Regions from separate parts of the Mus musculus genome. Here region 2 is linked to region 1. A link is a loop called in an ENCODE intact Hi-C map of the cell type or tissue named here. Cell type or tissue: left cerebral cortex. All regions are shown on one strand. Each heading gives the region's core, and the rest is flanking DNA. Links, peaks and the distances in the headings are about the cores only. Region 1 overlaps Il1rapl2 (interleukin 1 receptor accessory protein-like 2). Region 2 holds the start of Il1rapl2 (interleukin 1 receptor accessory protein-like 2).

The links. Peaks named below come from ENCODE experiments on the same cell type or tissue, not always from the same donor. Only the 100,000 strongest peaks of a DNase experiment are listed, where the experiment ranks them.
Region 2: a loop joins it to region 1, with 6 times the contacts of the local background. A loop is called at or near these places in 5 of 42 quality-filtered maps.

What each region holds. Positions count from the first base shown.
Region 1 is chrX:138,169,283-138,171,782 of GRCm38, reverse strand. All of the region lies in intron 2 of Il1rapl2 (interleukin 1 receptor accessory protein-like 2), which reads right to left. Among named protein-coding and RNA genes, the nearest start is that of Tex13a, 39 kb to the left of the region's middle. In left cerebral cortex, for the core only: a CTCF peak has its summit at 1,416 (motif pointing right); a DNase peak (open chromatin) is centred at 1,454.
Region 2 is chrX:137,564,443-137,576,231 of GRCm38, reverse strand. Il1rapl2 (interleukin 1 receptor accessory protein-like 2) reads right to left here and starts at 5,478. Exons shown (of 11, transcript NM_030688.2): 1 at 4,590-5,478. In left cerebral cortex, for the core only: a CTCF peak has its summit at 5,717 (motif pointing left); DNase peaks (open chromatin) are centred at 5,396, 5,684, 6,389, 6,577 and 1 more place; H3K4me3 peaks cover 1,588 bases.

The DNA.
Region 1 (2,500 bases), core at 1-2,500:
ACATGACTGAATTTTCAAGTGCCACCAGGAATCACAAGTGTAAGTTACGTTGATGCCACAAAGATATTGTAATAGCACATCACACGTCCAGAGTTATTTGCATGCTGAATGGCCATACATATTTGGAAAATAGCTGAAGAGATGCATCTGTGAAGCAGCTGGCAAATGTGTAGGCTATAGTCAAGGAGTTTACATGGTGGAACTGAGTAGTCAACACAGGAGCCCCCAGCGTAGGCTAGCCTGTGAACTTGACCTCATCAACCTAGCATCGGGCCACAGAGACATCCAGCCCTATTCTGTTCACAATTCCAGTGGCAGCTCTGGAAGTAGACCTCCCACTGGGCTTCATCGAAGTGTTTTCCATATAGACTGAATTCTCTCACAGGTGATTCTATAGCTGGGTCTCTCTGATTCATTCATTACAAGTGTGAACAGAGGCACCACAGGCAGGGAAACACTGCTTTCCCCCAACTGGTGAGATTCTGCAGTTGGCAAAGTTTATTACAGAAAAACAGATTGAAAATATAAAAGGCTACCTCCTTAAAGTCTCATGCCTACCACCTTGATTCAGATCTCTGGAAGGTTTTCAAATAATTATTCTTGATTCAGTCTTCTTGGCAGAAAATGCTTTAATATTGAAGTTTTCCAAACCAATTATAACGGAGCAAAGAAAGCCACTAAAAGTTCAGGGCTCTATTTTAATAATTTTATTCCAGTCTGCAAAAACAGGCAAACAGATGTGTGATTGGGAATCTTGATGTGAAGATTCAAAACGAGGGGTGTATGGACTTTATTCATGGATACTGACATCCATGCAGTTTATTTTGCCACAAGAAGAAGCCTAGAGATGTAAACTAGTGAAATCTCCTGCAAAGTACCCTAGGTGACTGCAGCAAGGTAGGTTAGCCATTTTATAATCACATTTCTCACTGCCACACTTACATGCCTTCAAAAACGAAGCCCCGTGAAAATGTATGAATCCTTATAAAAGGATATGATGCCAACATTAACAACTAGAAATACATTTTTAAAGGGGAAAAAAGAACATAGAGTGTAGTTAATTTAGACTCCAACAGCCATGCACATCACAATTCTGTTACAGGTATAGAGGGAAAATTGATATACAGCTGCACATATAATTGCTAATTGTGTATTTTTACCTAAAAATCAAGATTTGCCTCAAAATCCCCATTAAGTAAAATGGGTTCAATGGCCCAAGAGAAACTATGCAAATTCCAGACACTGGTGAGTAGTTTTGTCGCAGTTTATAGCCTCTAGCCTCATGCTAACTGTGTTCAATACAATCTTTTAAAAAAAAAACTAAAAAAAAAAAACCTTTATCAACTCCACCCCATTCATTTTCACCACTATTTCTCTTGAATCAATAGGGTAGTTAGTAATTGGGGGCAATTCAAGAAATTTCCACTAGAGGGAGAGCTGTCCAAGTCTTTGTGTAGCACTTAAGTTTTCCGTGTCTACTTTCTAAAACTAAGAATTTGTTAGAGGTCAAGCACTAAGCACTGGTTGCTGGAGAAGAATCATAGCACAGCTATGAGGATGCCCTGCTGTGGCGACAAAGGTAGCCAAAAATTGAGGATGCAGCAGAGATCATTCTCAAAAGAGAGGGTCAAGAGCATGCATAGACCACATGAGTAGCAGCTGGAAACACATAGCAGTAGCAAGAGAAATTCACTTAATCCTTAGCCTTAGAATAGGCAAATAATACATTAGATGTTGAGATGTTTTACAAGGCTTTTCCCCCTCTCATTTTATTCTCATGGTTACTCAGAAAGAAAGGGACTCAATATTCTTATTTTATTAAAAAGAAAGAAAGAAAAAATGAAAAACCTCTGAGACTTTAAGTGACTAACTCAAGGTCACTTGAGGTACAATGACAGCAGACACCACATTGGGATAAAGTGAACTCCAGAGCTATGGATCTTGATGTCTGTGTGTTTCATGTTCTTCCTCTTATATTCTTTCTCTTTCTAGCTCACAATCCAATAGAAGATTAAATTCTGCTTAGTGGCATCCAAATTGTCATAGGTATGCCCCAGAGTCCACATCTGTCCAATGAGTATAGCCCTTTCAACCTTAGTCATAGCCTCTGCCTGCATAAACACTGTAGGAATAATGGCCATCAAGTAATATATGCCAATTATTTACCTATGAGTCACATATAGTGCTTACAAATTAATGAGTTATTAATAATTTATGCATATCATGTTCCTTCTTGTGATGAGGTCAAAACCTTGGATATACAGTATTTAACCCTTATCAATGTATTTAAAATTAAATATCTAGAGATGATCAACCAAATCTGTGCTATTATAATCTCATCATAGAGATGTGTGCTTATCTTAGTATCTATACCAGTATTATATTTATTAAAAACAATATTATGAACCCTGATCTTAGAAATTTAATGTTAGAATTACATGTTTTCTATTTCTATCTCAGGTCACTCTGCTCCCTAAAGCCAAATTTCTTTTTATTTATA
Region 2 (11,789 bases), core at 4,373-6,872, 600 kb after region 1:
AAAAAACAAAAAAAAAAAACAAAAACAAACCAAAAAACAAAAAACAAAAAAATAAAGTATGACGAGCTAGATGTTTCCTATGTTGACACATGTCCAAGTAAAACAGACCAAAGAAAACAAATTCAGAAAAATACTACAAAAGGAAGATGATATTACTGCCACAGTGATTTAAATGGTATAATGGCTGGGAGACGGCTCAATAGTTAATTATACTGGCAGCTCTTATAAAGTTCTCTTGTTCAATTCCCAGCACCCACATGACAGTTCACTACAGTCTATCACTGCAGTTTCAGAATATTAAACCCCTTCTTCTGGCCTCCTATAGCATTGCATGCATGTTGTGAACACACATACATGCAGGCTATATATATTTAAAAAAACTCAAAAGGACATTAAGAATAAAATAAAACATTAATTTCTTTACATTGAAAGGGGCAATGCATTATGTGGTATGGGCCACTAGACATGGAAAGGATGATACAATGTTTTTCAGAATTAGTAATAAATGTTCAATGTCTCAAATCTCATGTTTGAGCCTCTACTAAATGGTTGGCCATGCTAGCACATTGTTACAATAGTAGATAACTTTCTATGGTTAAAAGGTAATCTATATTATATACCCACCAACTGGAGTCGTTTGAAATTATTCAGACTTGATAACAAGCTGTACCTCTTAGAATCCATTTTTACTCAATATTTTACAGTTAAAATATTTTAATTATAAAAGAATCCTGTAATTACTAAAATTTAGGAAACTCAAGTTTCTAACCTCATTCTGATTTTATATTAAAACATTCACATAGAAACTATATAAAATCTAAATGTATAAACTGTTATGACTATTTTACTAGATTTAATTTTCTAATGATTGTTGCAAAAAATTCAGCAAAGGAAAGAACCAAATGAGCCTCAGGAAGCAGGAAGATTAGTCAAAATATGATTTGGAGAGTAAACCAAAGACAGCAAATACAAACTTTTATGATAGGCCACATCAAGAATCTAGAAGAGCTGGGTGGTGTCAGTACACTGAAAATTAGAGAACATATTCCAGAGATAAAGCTCAAAGTATTTAATTAATAAAAGATGCACAGAAGCAAGAATGGATAGAGAACACAGCAAGACTAGCAAATGAATAATATCACAAGTCCTGAGAATAGGGAATAGTAGAATCATCAATAGAAGCAGACAAAAACAAAGGTTTGGTTAGAGAGAACATTAAATTAGTGTTTGATTTCAGTTTGTCTTCCATATCCACGGGTTCTGCATTTGTCATATATATACATATATATACATACATATATATATATATATATATATATATATATATATGTGTGTGTGTGTGTGTGTGTGTGTGTGTGTGTGTGTGTGTATTCTATAAATGAATAAGTATAGACTTTATTATTGCCATCATTCTCTAAAACAATTTAGTATAATAACTATATAGCACTGACTCTATGTTAGATATGAACAACCTGGAGAGGACTTAAAATATGTGGAAGAATATATATAAGTTATAGGCAAATATATTATACCATTTTATATAAGGGCCATGAATATCCATGGATTTTGGTTTACTTGATATCTCAGACTTAATCTGCTACATAGACTTAATATTTCATATGCTTATGGGATACCCAAATAACAAAACAAATCAGGTAAAAAAAAACAAATCATACAAGTCAAGATACATTAATTTGAAGATCGGAGATTTACGGAGAAATGTAACTTAAGAAGGTGGCCAAAGCCAGGTTCATTGGAACAGAGAATATATATTTTAACAGTGATGGATAGAAACTTGACTAGAGAAATCCTGTTAGTTCACACTTAAAGGATAGTCCGGATTTTTCTTACTTTTGCATTTTATTTCTAAAGAGCTCAACCTGTGGAGTGTTTAATAAGATTAAAATGCCTTTTCACTAAGATACATATGGCACTTGTCAAATGAAGGCAGTGTGTTCATCCCTTCTAACTGACCCTTGTGTGATCCTTACCACGATTATAGACATACCCGGATATATGAAACAGAATGCATTTCCCCTTAAGGAGTACTCACAGATTGCTACAACTGTCATGGAATCTATTCAGATCACCACACGTTTCTGTTAACGAACAGATGTGAGCTCAAAATTCCATTTTACTGAAGTGTTTATGATCATTTCAACCACATTTGACTTCTTTTCCTTTCCCAGTTAGTTTCCCGTATTTTCTTCCCAAATAACAAATTTTTGCACCAAGCCACTTCCCTAAATTCAATCCAACACTTTAAATGAAATAACATTTATTGCCTTAAACAAGACTGGAATTGTCATTTTATGATTCACTGTTTTCAGAATGCCAGGTCCATCACAATAAAACATCATTTGGTTTTACACCTGTGGATACATATTTCAGGTGAGTAACCCAGGCTGTTTCATAAGTAGCCATGTGTGTACAGGCTTCATTTCCTGTTGCTGGCTAACAAGAACCTTGCATTCATCTAAGGTGGTTACAAATTGGTAAACCAAGGCACCTTCAAGGGCCACTGTCTATACACCCAGATTCCCTGGAACCCCACCCTCGGAATTGTTTTAGCTTCTGTACTCAATAGCAGTAAGAGCCCTCAGAAACTGAAAATATCCCATTGTTCAATCTGAGAGCAGCTATCTCACAAAGTTATTCAAATTCCAAGCATAGTGCTCTATTGCCTGGCCTCAGTCTGTGGAGCAAAAGCATAGCCAGCCCCAGCTAGGTATCTCTAAGACAACTCCAGTGCCTCAGCCTGCAGAAAGGGAGGGCAAGTGGCTAGAGGGTGTAAGCCAGGAGCCTTTGATGCAGCAGCCTTTTAACCTGCATTTAAATGCTTTCGATTTAAATCTGCTTCCAGCCTGGTAAATTCGGGCTGTTTAGCCCAGGGCAGCCTGCAGATTGCAAAGTTTTTACAGTAAGCCAGCAGCACAGAGCTGTAGTCACAGCTTCATGTCCAACCACTGAGCTGTGTGACAGCTATGTAGCCAAAGAGCAGAGTTGGTGGAGGCAGCGTAAAAGGCTGGTGGGTAAGTCCAGCTGAAGCCTAGAGTCTGAGACACCTGGCAATTTCCAACTCCCTGAGTCCATTGTTAATTGCCTGATTTCCATTGGGGGCAGAGAGGAGAAGTACTGTGTTTGGAGTCACATGACAAGAAGGAAAGCAGAAAGCAAAGTGTCTATGACCCTGTAAGCAGAGCCAGCTAGTAAACAGCATTATCACTATCATAACCCTGAAATTGTCAGGGACAGCCCATGTCTACCACAGTGGAGTGGAGATATAGGAGTTTCAGCGGTTTAAATGGTCCCCAATCTCACACACCTTTCCTGGACACTTAATTTCCTCCTTCCCAGGGACTGTTTAGAAAAGGTACTCTTCCTGACCTGTGAACACTGCTCAAGAAACTTGCAAATATTCAAGAACACGTCTTTCCTCTCTGCCTTCTTTGGGTCTGGTCTGCCTTGGTTTCATGCTTTCTCTGATTAGAAAAGGAGTAACATTACTCCTTGAAACTCAATACAATCTGCAGCTGAATATGTCAGTGGTGGGCCAGTGCTGCCTCCCATTCATCATCATTAAAAAAAAAAAAAAAAAACCTTAAAGAGATCCCTTTCCCAGGGTACCTTTCAACCCAGATGTACTTTATACCAATGGTAACTTTAGCAGGGAGAGATGAGTCTTAAATATTTGTCTACTAATGTCTACTCCTAATTCCCTTATACTGGGCAAGGACCAAAAGAAACCATTGGAGAGGAGTACTCAGTTTTCCAAGCCTCTCTGCCAAAGAGTTTTCCTTTCTTCTTCCTCTTCTTCCTTTTTAAAAATCTTTCTTTAAGCGTGTGGTAGTAACATCAAGCTGTTTGTTCAGTTCCAGAGGCTCAAGTCAAGATGAGCCACTTGAGGGTTACTCTATCTAAACCCTCTTTCTGAGATCCCCATCTTTACCTCCAAGGAACAGAAAGGAAAGGTTCATATAACCTGGAAAACACCTGTTCAAAGGGGCAGGGATGATCACCACCACCCACCCACACCCCTCGGGATGAAGACAGAATGTCTCAAGGTGTGCAATCTTTGGGTTGTAAGCGCAGAAAGACAGAAATGGCTCTGGGTCACCAGCACTCTCTCCAGTCCTGTGTTCCGCAGGAATTCCCAGACACAGGAGCCCATATTGGGAAACCCCTGCTGCTCTACCGGGCCATCATCTGAACTCCATCCTCCTTGGCGTGCTTTCCTGGCCATAGCCAAAATAATAAGAATTCGGAAGCACCCAGTGGGAAAATGTGTTTCAGGCTGCAAAGCCGCGAGTCACTGGCAGACCACAAATATCTTGCTGGAGAAATACAGAGCTCAGGCTCGCCCTTACCTAACACACTAAGCAGGCTTCTACAGGCGTGAAGCCCCTCGTCCTAAACTTTCAATGAGAAGTTAAAGAGAAAAAAAGAAAAGAAAAGAAACTGCCTAGTTTCCAAGTGGGGAAACCCCATGGTGCAGGACTGCTAGAGCTTCTATGGCCTTATCTTCCCAGATGCCCATGAGAGCGCTTATACACAAGAGGCAACTATCTGTCCCAAGGAGTTTGCCTTACCTGAGTCTTGCAAAACAACCAGCAAGGTCCAGCAGGTTTCAGGCGTATAGTTCCATGCCCAGGGCGCGATGAAGAGCAGAGTTCAGAAGAGCGCAGGGTTTGGCTTCCAGGGCGGCCAGTAAAGCTGCCCAGAGAGGAATGGGATGGAGGGGGCTTTTGGAAGGTGTCTCCCACGCCGCGGACTCAAAGTCTCCCACCAGGTTCACTACACTTCCAGTCCTAAGCCAGCGAGGATACCTGGGAAGTTCGGAAGATTCCTGGAGTTCAGTGCCGCTTCTGTGGACTTCGGGATGTACTGGAGAGGGGACAGGTTACAGGAGGTTTCCAAATCATTAGACCCTATAGTTAGAATGGCAGGTACCACTTCTCAGCTGAGTGAATGGATTCTCAAAGGTGCCCGCCTCCAAGATTCTTTGGAGCGAGTTAGCTTTGGTGCTGCCTCCTTCCAGCCGCACCTGGTTCAGGCCGAACAGTGCGCGCCACGCTGGGACGCGGGACGCGGGGCACCCCAGTTGGCGGTGCTACCACCGCTCACGGGACTCGCGAGCTCCAGAAAGCAGCGGAGCCACCGGCTCAGCCGGGCTGTGGTGCAGGCAGCCTAGCTTGCACCCACCCAGCTCGCCCGCCTCCCTCCTGCGTGGCTCCAGCGCTTCCCGGAGCCCTCCAGCCAGTGCGCAGAAGCCACTCGCACCCCAGCCCTCAAAGAGAGGAGTGCGAGGGGCAAGCGCTGCGCTCCTCTCACATCCTGCCACTGTCGCCAGCCTCTCCAAAATATGCCTGGAGTAGGGAAGTGGGAGGGTAGTGGAAGTCACCCAGAGCCTTGGCTTCCTTGCTAACAGTTTGGTGCCTCCTGGCTGACTGACTGCAACCGGGAGGTGCGAATTAGAGAAGGACCACTCTGGCGCGTCACTGCAAAGGGCTGCTCCTGCTCCTCCTCCTCTTTCACACCCCCTTTGGATTTGGAAGCGCCAAGAATGAGGAGAGTGGAGCGAAGAAGCTGCCAACCCTAAGTCCCCCATCCCCTGGTTTAAAAACGCGCTTTACCGCCCCCCCCCCCGTGCCCCCCTCCCGCCCCTCGAGAAGGGAAGCGTGTCGCTGCAGCGCCGTCTAGTGTCCTTGCCAGACTAGGCTGCCTTAAAGGGATGAGGAGAGCGTTCAGCTCAGTGCAGGTGTGGAAAGTCAGGAACGCAAAGTTTTTCAGCTTTTCTGGTCCCCAGTTCCAGCCACTGAACAAGGTAGCTAGTCCATCCTGATGCACCTGCCTGGTTCCCTGCCGGCTTAAAGCAGAACTTAATGTTTTGTTTTGTTTTGCTTTGTTTTGTTTTGCTTTGCTTTGTTTTGTTTTTAAAGACGAAGTCTGCCAGGTTATCAAATTTTAGTTATAATTACGCTTCTCAGAACGCAAGAGAACTCTTTTTCCAACCCCTTCTCTGTTAAAGATCCTGAACTCTCTGGTTTTCCACTCCCCGGGACCTTAGGGCAGGTAGGTAACCTGTGAAGTTGCGATTGCGATCATCTCACAGCTAGATCCAGATGACTTCCTTAAATCCGAGGCTCACCAGCCATGCTCCTGAACACCTACTCCTCCACACCAGGCAGCCCCCAAACCCTTCTCTTAAGCGGAAAAGCAGAGAGGCTGTTTACCCAAGAACCTGCAGGATCCAGACCGCAGCAGTGCAGAGTGCACAGTTTCTACCCTAAGTATCTTCTGCAGCATTCCCATGGGCTCTCGATACCGTGCTGATTAACGTACTTAACAGGATTGCTCATTTAACGGGTCAGCTGAGCGCCGTGCGCTAGAATTTGCTGCTACACTGAGCTCCTATTAATTTTATCTTTCTGTGCACTTTCTCCAGCTGTTCTCCCGAGGCTGCTCTCGTGCTCTGAATTAGCCCCAGAAAGCCAGCTAGTGAGGGAGACAGAAACAAGGACCAGGAGGGGGCAAGCACTTAGAGTGCCTTTGCCGCAGCACAGATGCACGCCTTTCTAGTTGGGTTTCTTTGCCTGACCCGCAGTGTACACTGGTACACTCAGCTAAAGCTTTTGCGTGGTTGAAGTTAGTCTCCTTCTTACACCAAGTTCACTCTCTTATACTCCTATTTCTTCTCCGTGTAGATCATTCTTCTTTCTGTATCTCAAAACCCCACCACCTCGTGACATAGTCCTTCTGCAAAGCGGAGTTAAATTTGGAAATTTCGTGAAGTCATTGGGAAAGAAAAGTCCTTTTAGGCAGGCAGCAATCAGCCGTACCAAGACAGTCTCCCTGGGTTTTGTTGTTCATGTGCATGCTTGTCGGGTGGAGGTGCTTTTGAAACAGGTGAGATGTCCTACAATTTCTGTTTCTGTTTGTTAATGATTGTTTGCACATAAAACACATTCCCTAGACAGGGATGGCCAGCTGCTTCTCTTCTGTCCTTTGTTATGGTGCTCCTGAAAACTTCCCTACATGCTTGCCCAGCAGCATCCTTCATCTCCATGTCAAGCCAACTGCTGCTGGGCCTACATCACTGTTACCAGCATTCATGAGGCTTGGTTCTAGCCACCTGGCAGACCATCAGCAATACATACAGGGTGGGATCCACAGTAGAAGAACCCCATTTCCAGAACTATATTACCTCTTGGTTAGGTCAGGTACACACACACTGATCGTCCATATCAGGTCAGTCCAAGGGTTCTGAGCCTTAGATGATCAGCCGAGATGTCCTAGGGGAGGACATATGGCTAAGCCACAAGACCATTCACTTATATTAGAATCCAGTACGTAGAGTCTATGAAACCCATTCACAATACTGGATAGAGTTATCCCTCAGCAAATCATAAAGTAGAAAGACTGTACATTTAGAACAAAACAAAGATCTGATCATGGTAGGCACCATGCCTAAAGTCCTAGCACTGGAGGGCCTAAGACAGCAGATATACCACGAGTTCAAGGTCAGCCTGCCTTACATAGTGAAGCTCTATTTAAACGATAAATAAATAGCTGCACAGTGGTGGCCCACACCTTTAATCCCAGCACTTGGAAGGCAGAGGCAGGTAGATTTCTGAGTTTGAGGCCAGCCTGGTCTACAAAGTGAGTTCCAGGACAGCCAGGGCTACACAGAGAAATCCTGTCTCGAAAAACCTAATAATAATAATAATAATAATAATAATAATAATAAATGTCATTTCATTGACCAACTTCTCATCAACTTTCTATACCTAGTATTACACAACTTTGCTAACTTGTACCTGTTTATATATACTGTTTATTATATGTACCTGTTTATATACAAAAGGTATATTCTATATCTTTTGTACATAGCAAAGTATACTCTTTTTTTATGACTACTCTCAGTACTATGAGTACTCTATCAGTACTCTCTCTGTTGATTAGGGTTGGTATTTAATTCTTATAAATGTCTTAAGTCTGACTAACCTTACTGTCTTATGTAATATCACCCTTATCAGAGACTTTAAGAAGACTTTCCACAATTGGGAGTTTAAAGCTCAGGCAGATCAGTCTCTGAATGGGACAGAGGTTGCTAGCTGTTTGTTTTGTCAAATATTCTAGTGTCATTAATGGTTAGACTATGTGATCTCAAGTGAATCAGGGATATAGGACCAGAAAAAGGGAGAGGATGGGTCAATATAATGCAACTTACTGCTAAAGTAACAGAGCAATCTCCCTGCCTCAATAGGATACATTCATAATCCTCCTAATTTAAAACAAAACAAACAAACAAAAAAAAACAACATAAAAATGGACCTTACAGGCTTCTCCAAACGTTGGCTACTCACTGACTGAGACAGAGAAGAACTGGCTGCCATTCAGTGAAGCAAACATCTTTAAAAATTAAGAATGGGTATAACTAACATTTTTTAAAATAATATGTTGAAATATACTTCTACCAAGACAAATTTAAATATTGTCTTACAGGGAAGAGATTATTTATTTTGTATCTAATACATATAAAGTACCCTACATGATTGATTTAAATTCATTCTTGTTCTGAATCCAGTTGATGGTCTAAATTAATTGTTTGTGGAACTGTTAAAGTATTCATTATACTATATTCTAGATATTTTATATAGAAAACTCAATATTAGGTTTCCTTAAGTGCCAAATATGTTTCTAGGCAAAAGTTAACAGCTCATGAACCATAAAAGAAATTGTCAATTTTACTACAAGCAAATAAATCCTTCCCGAAAACACACACATAAATATATGCTATAAAGATGAAAATAGAAGCTATAATGTGGGGGAATTAGGAGACTTCAAAGAACAGTATTTTGTAAATATATAAAGTGCTCTTATATTTGTGAAAATCAATCCAACAGAAAAATAGTCAGGGCCAGTGAGAAAAGCCAGTAATTAGGCTCTTACTCAGGCTCAGTTTGATACCCAGGACCCAAATAAAGGCAGAAGGAGAAAATCAACTCCACAAGTTCTTCTCTGACCAAATACATGCCATGATACACAGGCATACATGCAAGTGCACACACACCAACACACATAACCATGATGATGATGAGGATGATGATGTTACATTTAAAAAGAAAACTAGGCAAAGGAGAAAAATAAATATTACAAATATTTTAGGACCAAGTTGGGACATAGATTTTAAAAGAATTGAGTAGCTAGCTCTTGGTTCAAGTAGAAGGTATGGTGCAGCACTATCTCATAGTGCAATTGATTTTATGTAGGGGCACTAATTATATGCATAATTTTTACTTTTAACAAGTGCTTCTTTTGATCAAGTCCACATAACACAATATATTGCTAAGCTTAGCATTGGGAGATCCATATGACAAAATGTTATGAAGCTTTTAAGTGATGGGGACAACACTGAACATCAGCAGAAGGAGGCAAAAGAAGAGGAGGAGGAAGAAAAGGAAGGAAGGAAGGAAGGAAGGAAGGAAGGAAGGGAGGGAGGGAGGGAGGGAGGGAGGGAGGGAGGGAGGGAGGGAGGAAGACAAAAAAGAAAAGACTAACAGTATTTGTTTTGGTAAAAGGTACTGGAGTATTGCCATAAGATACTGGAGAGAATATCTTAGTAAATACTTATGGACCTCAATAATCACCAGGCTTGGGAGCAAGTGCTTTAATTTTAGCCATAACATTGCTACATAGATCTACATCACTTCAGCAATTAAAATTACATGCAGAAATTCCATCTTTAACTTAGGATTCTGTCTTTTCTATTTCAGGTAAAAGTTAAAGGACCCAAATATGAATTCAATGGTACTGGTGATGTTAATGGCGGCGGCGGTGGTGGTGGTGGGTGTGTAAAGTTGGATTTACATCTTCCATTTTGTTTTGTTTTACAAGGATATTGTCTTTTTATTCTTCCGTGCATTCTTACTGCTTTTATTGAATCAAGTTAATTTTCATTGAATTAAGTTGCTCAGATATGCAGGTTGACTTTCATCATACAAGCCATTCTCTCTCGGAGTATTTTCTGTGCTCCTTTCCTTCCTCTCTTCTGGTTTTCTTATTGTGTGTAATTTGGTATATTTGACGTCATTTCATGCTTCTCCAAAGTTTCCTTCTTCTTATATCCCCTTTTCTTCAGATTATATTATATTTATTATTGAGCATATTGGTTCATTCTCATCTTATATCTTTCATTCAGGTTATCTTAATTTTCAACTCTGGACTTGACATCTCATTCTATTATTTTCTTAAAATAATTGCTCTCTCTCTCTCTCTCTCTCTCTCTCTCTCTCTCTCTCTCTCTCTCTCTTGTTATTAGACACTTTCTTCAAAACTTTGTGCACTTTTAAAAACATAGTTTATTACTTTGAACATACTAGCAGCTTTGAAATTTGTCTGTTAAGCAAGGTTATCTTGGTTCTCACAAAGGCAGTTTCTGTTGTTTGTCCTCAATGAAGGTGATAGTGATGAGCATTTGCATTTTGCAGCAGTGGTTATAGGAATGGTGGTGATGTTGATAGTAGTAATAGTGCTACTAGTTGTAGTAGTTGTGATAGTAGTATTTATAAACATGAGTAACACTTTTCTTTTTGTACCTTCAGTGCTGTCTTTTGAAACCTGTATATTAGAGGAAATATATTGTGGCAGTTCTTAATACTGATTCTACTCACTGAGGTCTTATTTATTGCTTACTTGTTTATTTACTTACCTAAGCTATTTTAACAAAGAATATCTTTCCCATGGAATAGAGTTTGGGCATATTTCATAGAGAAAACCACAGTGAACATAAACATACTCATTGTGGGATGACAGAGGTTGTATCATGGTCCCTTTGCTCTGGTTTTCTACCCTCTGTTGAACTCTATGCACTGTCCCATACCCATTTGTTCTGCTCCATCAGTTACGGCTGATTTGCTATCATTTTCAATAATGTCCATTAAACAAATTGCTGTACAATTCAGTCCAGTTAATTGTGGGCAGGACTAGCTTTGTGGCACATCTTTGAGGTTCATTCTGACTTTAAGAGAGTTCTTAAGTGTAGATTTCCTTGCACCTCTCTAGTAAACTAGCTCTTCTATGCTTCATCTTGCTTTTCTTAATTAATTGAAAGAAGCTAACATCTTATTTTCTTATACAAAAATCTTTTATTTCAAGAGGACCTCAACTTGACCTTCCCCACATGTTGTTGAATAAAATATTTTCAGTGAATTCTTTGGATTTATGACTTTATACCTTTCTCCTTGGACAAAATTTCTAAGCTAGTACTTTGGGCACTGGGCAGAGATAGTAGCTATGATCTTAGTCTGCTTAACTCTTGTGTCCCACCTTGCTCTCTTTCAAACTTATGTCATTTCTTCTTTAATTATGCTCTCATGTGTGTATGTACATGTATATATTCCTAAATAGATAAACACAAGTTTCTCAATACTACTTAGTATTGGATAAGCAGTTGCTGTGCCCTTCCCTAGGGAAGACTCTTTCTCCTGCTATCAGCATTCCTTAGTTGCCTAGTGTTGAGTATGTATTTCTTAATTTGCCCATACACCCTTAAGACTATATCCAGCTTTATTTTTGTCTTCATTGCCAATGCTTGTTTCTTTGAGAATGGGGTCTATGGATCTCATAATGATGCTCCTCAACAAATACTTACCAAAAGGAATAATATTTATGAATTAATGCAGAACAGACAAGGGATTCCGAAGCGTCTTTACAAACAGAAGGTCTTGTTGGGAGAGTACTCACAGGTCACACAGTGTTAGGCAGAACCAGAGAAGGCTTCATTGAAG